Regions from separate parts of the Homo sapiens genome. Here region 1 is linked to region 2. A link is a loop called in an ENCODE intact Hi-C map of the cell type or tissue named here. Cell type or tissue: B cell. All regions are shown on one strand.

The links. A loop is a pair of places that touch in the nucleus more often than their neighbours do. Peaks named below come from ENCODE experiments on the same cell type or tissue, not always from the same donor. Only the 100,000 strongest peaks of a DNase experiment are listed, where the experiment ranks them.
Region 1: a loop joins it to region 2, with 33 times the contacts of the local background. A loop is called at or near these places in 2 of 110 quality-filtered maps.

The regions. Positions count from the first base shown.
Region 1 is chr1:110,495,129-110,497,628 of GRCh38, forward strand. No RefSeq gene overlaps it. Among named protein-coding and RNA genes, the nearest start is that of CYMP-AS1, 6.1 kb to the left of the region's middle. In B cell, CTCF peaks have their summits at 1,055 (motif pointing left) and 1,256; a DNase peak (open chromatin) is centred at 1,033.
Region 2 is chr1:110,028,432-110,030,931 of GRCh38, forward strand. No RefSeq gene overlaps it. Among named protein-coding and RNA genes, the nearest start is that of STRIP1, 4.9 kb to the right of the region's middle. In B cell, CTCF peaks have their summits at 1,343 (motif pointing right) and 1,546; a DNase peak (open chromatin) is centred at 1,320; H3K27ac peaks cover 422 bases.

The sequences.
Region 1 (2,500 bases), 470 kb after region 2:
AGCAAGCCCCAGATGGCAAGGAGTGCGGGTGAAACACTCCGGGACCATGGAGCGAGGGGAAACTGCAAAGCAGGCAGAGGGACACGGCCTAGCTACTGTCCAGAAGCCTTGGTCATGGCTGGGGCCCGACTGGCCAGAGCATACAACGGCTGTCTGGAGGAGGTGGGGTCTCTGAAGACCAGGAGGGACATCTGACCCGTCCTTCTGCCAAGGCTGCCATACTCAACACCCTGCAGGGCTCATCTCTGAGCCTCTGTGCATGCTGTTCCTTTGCCTGATATGACTCCACCTTCTCTAACCTGCAGACTGTTCTTCGTCCTTCAAGACCAGCTGATATGTTATCTCCACTGGGAAGACTCCTACTGTACATGAGGCCTGCTTCACCCAAACTCCCTAAACCATAGGAGAACTCATTGGCTGATCCCTAGCTCCTTGATTGACTTGGGGCTAATTAGAATTGTTGCCTATCTTACTCATTAAAAATATGCATTGCATACTTGCTGTGTGCAAAATGCTGTTCTAGGCACTGTGTCCATTGGTGAACACAAACAGACCCTCCGTCGTCATGGGACTTATGTCCTGGGGGGACACAAACAATGAGATCATAGATGCATAAGTTACGTGGCTTCTGGGTGGTTATAAGCACATGGGAAAAGTGGAGTAATGAGGGAACACGCTTTGCTTTGAAATGAGGTAGGAAGGGCAGGCTCAGTGAGAAGGTGACATTTGAGCAAAGACATGAAAGATGGGTCAGCCATGCAGATATAGGGGCAGGGATGGTGTGTAAAGACTAAACACATCAGCATTTAATAAAGAGAAGCTACAGGTGGATACATATGGATACATTATTTTTTGCTTATGCCAGTTATCTTTCTAATGAAAGATAAGTTGCATCTCAATTGTTTAGCATCCTTTATAGCACTTAGTGTTTGACACGGAATAACTGTTCAGTAGACGTATGTTGAACGAACAAACAAGCTCCAAACTGTCTCCCTCTAAACCCCTTAGCCATGGTGAGGGCTGCCCAGGAGCCAGCTCTTGTCCTGGAGCGCCCTCTAGTGACCAAATCTCAGATGCCAGCTTTGTACATCTTGTTTATATCCTGTAACATTTCTCCTTCCCACCCCAGGAGAACTTAGGGACAGTGGCCAACCAATCAATAGAATTAACTAAGTGTCTCCTATGTGCAGGGCACAGTGGCAGCTTCTACACGAAGCACGCAGACTCAGGATATATGGTCCCTGCCCTCAAATCCCTCACTCACTGGACATCTCTCTGGTTAACCATTTCCTTCTCAACCTTTGCTCTCCGATAATCCCCCCTTTCTGATCTTTCTGGATCATCTGTAATACTGGAATTACATTTTGAGCTAGGGCTGGCTGGGTGAGGATGTGCATGCTGTGTGTGCCTGAGGGGCTTGGGAATAGCATTAGCTTTCCAGGTCAGCAAATTAGCCCATCATTCCGTAGTAGTGGAGGGGTGGAAGACAGCTAGGATCTGGTCCACTAGGCACTCCATGGAGTTTCAGAGCTGAGGCTGATGCTGGCTGGATAACATGCAGACCAAACTTGTCACCCCATTCTGGCTGGTGGAATTGTGCTTCCTTTTTAAGGACTTCTCATGGCCCTGGCCACCTTCTCTGTGCTGGTGGCCTTGGTATCCTCAAAGCCAAAGCTGAAGCTCCATTCCTGGGCACTAAGCCTCCACCACCTTTTGTCCTTGCCCTCTCCTCTGACCCCATCCATGAAACTCGAGAGCCCCTTTCTTTCCCAGGGCTCTGTTTAACACTGAGGCCAGAATAACTGTGTCCTGGTAGCTTTATTTTTAGGGCCTGTAAGAGGGAATAAGGAGCCTCTGGAGACAGGCCTCCCATGTGTCAGGGAGGGTCCTGGGCCCACAGGTGCCAGCCACACCTCCTGCAGCTTTGGAAGTCCAGTGCCAAATCTCAGCCACACCCCCATATCTGCTCCCTGGGGTGCACATTTCTCATCGAGAGCATAGCTCTTATGCAATGAGGTGGCTGTGGGCAAACTGGCTGTCCAGATGCCTAGGCTTAAGTCAGTGCCCTGGGACCTCCCGAGTTATGCTGGTGGCCAGTCTCTTGGCCTCAGCTCCTGAGTTAGGAAGGTAGGTGGCCTCAAGCTGAAGGGATGCTTTGGCTTGACTTCCACCACCTGGGCTCATGCCCCTTGTAGAGTGGATGATACGCAAAGAGTAGAGAATCTCCAAGTGCTTTCCTGAGTCCGCGCTTTTCCTGGGAGTCCCAGACGCAGACCAGTCAGGGTGAGAGTGGACTGGGAATCCAAGAATCTTCAGAAATTATTCTTCGGCTTGAAAGTCTGATGAATGAACTGATTACGGCTGGTGCAGAAAGTGCCCCGTGGACACTCTATCACTGGGTGGCAGCCTGGGTATGGATTTGGACTGGGCTTCAAAGATTTTATTTGGACCCAAGAGGGAGAAAAATGGCTTTCTGCATCCCACGGAGTGCTTCCTGGCA
Region 2 (2,500 bases):
AGGCGGAGGTTGCAGTGAGCTGAGATTGCACCATTGCACTCCAGCTTGGGCAACAAGAGCAAAACTCTGTCTCAAATTAAAAAAAAAAAAAAGAAAAAGAAAAAGAAAGAAAAAAGAATAGTATTTTGTTTGCTTTTATTTTGTTTGTATTTTGTGCCAGACAATTGAAGTAATCCCAAAAGGTAACTTAATATATTAAATGTATAAACATATTTGAAAGGGTTTAAAGGAGTTTAAGTTTTTAAGTGGGGTATTCAAAACCCCTTAGAAGTCATTAATATTTGCTGGGTTTTTACAATAAGATTTATAAGCTGAACTTTTTTTTTTTTCTATTGAGACGGAGTCTCTCTCTGTCATCCAGGCTGGAGTGCAGTGGCGTGATCTTGGCTCACTGCAACCTCTGCCTCCCGGGTTCAAGCGATGCTCCCATCTCAGCCTCCTGAGTAGTTGGAACTACAGGCATGCACCACCACTCCTAGCTAAGATTTTGTATTTTTAGTAGAGATGGGGTTTCAACATCTTGGCCAGGCTGGTCTTGAACTCCTGACCTCAAGTGATCTACCCGCCTTGGCTTCCCAAAGTGCTGGGATTACAGGTGCAAGCCACCGCGCCTGGCCTATAAGCTGAACTTTGAAAAGCTTAAGTAATGTTTTTGTTACTTTAATATATTGAATATTAATTTATTAAGCTGAAATAGCATCTCATCTGTCCACACAGGCAGCCCTTGAAGACATTTTATTTTATGATTATTATTTTTTTGAGAAGTCTCACTCTGTTGCCCAAGCTGGAGTGCAGTGGTGCAATCTCAGCTCACTGCAACCTCCACCTCCCAGGTTCAAGCGATTCTCCTGCCTCAGCCTCCCGAGTAGCTGGGACCACAGGCGCATGCCACCACGCCTGGCTAATTTTTTTTTTTTTTTTTTTTTTGGTATTTTTAGTAGAGACGGGGTTTCACTGCATTAGCCAGGATGGTCTCGATCTCCTGACCTGGTGATCGGCCCGCCTCAGCCTTCCAAAGTGCTGGGATTACAGGCGTTAGCCACCCCGCCCGACCTTTGAAGACATTTTAAAATGTCCTTAGTAGAGACGGGGTTTCACTGCATTAGCCAGGATGGTCTCGATCTCCTGACCTGGTGATCGGTCCGCCTCAGCCTTCCAAAGTGCTGGGATTACAGGCGTTAGCCACCCCGCCCGACCTTTGAAGACATTTTAAAATGTCCTCCAGAAGGAATTGTCCTGGGTTGTGGCCCTGAGGGTACTTGTCTTTGATCCAGGCCTTTCTTCCTCATCTGGCTGTCTTGTGGCGTAGCTCTCCACTACAACCACCAGATGGCGCGTTTTCTCATGTGATCTGGTTGTCAGGGTCTCTTGCCAACAAAGGATAATAAAATACAGGTCTGGAATTCTTTCTCTGAATCTCCTATGTTTTGAAATTGAGAATTTCCCAGGTGTTTAGGAAATAGTTAAAGACACAGTATATTACATAATACTTTGACTTAATCTTTAAAAAAGTTTTTCTGTTTAGAGACAGGGTCTTGCTCTTTCTCCCAGGCTGGAGTACAATGGCAGGATCACAGCTCACTGCAGCCCAGAACTCCTGGGCTCAAGCGATTCTCTCACCTCAGACTCCTGAGTAGCTGGGATGACAGGCGCGCCACAATGCCTAATTTTATAATTTTTTTGTAGAGATCAGGTCTCACTATGTTGCCCAGGCTGGTCTTAAACTCCTGATCTCAAGTGATCCCTCCACTTTGGCCTACCAAAGCGCTATGATTACAGGAATGAGCTACCATGACCAGCTTTGACTTAGTCTTTTGACTAATTCATGTTTATATAAGAAAGCTGAGATTTTATAAGTTAATCTGACCTGAGACAGAGTGAAGCTGGCTGGTCCCTTTGGAAGACAGAATTAACTATTAGTTATCTGCCCTATTAGTTAATTAACCAAAACATTATTAATATTATCCTCTTCTCATAACCATTAATGGAGAGAACTCCATGTGACACAGTAACTAGAGGGTAAGACTGGACCCACAGATGTTTTATATGCTATACAGATTACTTTAATACTGAGCATTTCAGTGACCAGCAATGTATTTACAGTCCAGGGCTAGGATGGAAATTGCTAGAAACAGGCTCACTCTGCATCCCAGCATATACTTAGGTATCAATGAATGTGAAACATCTTACCCAGTACCTGACACCCTGTAGGCACAGAATACATGCCAGTTTCCTTCTACAGAGCCCAACTGGAGCAGCCACTATGTTCTTGCAACTCCTGCAATACTAGAATGGCTCAAATAGGAAATTTCTTCCTCCAGTCTCTTGAACAATGACTGCTCGTGGTGAAGGAAGGGCTTCTCACCTTGGGTATCACCTCTTGGTAATAATTCTCCTTTTTTTAAAAAAACAAACCAACAAACAAAACAAACAATGCTTTATAGTTTTCTCTTTTCTCTTTCTTTCTTTCTTTCTTTCTTTTTTTTTTTTTTTTTTTTGG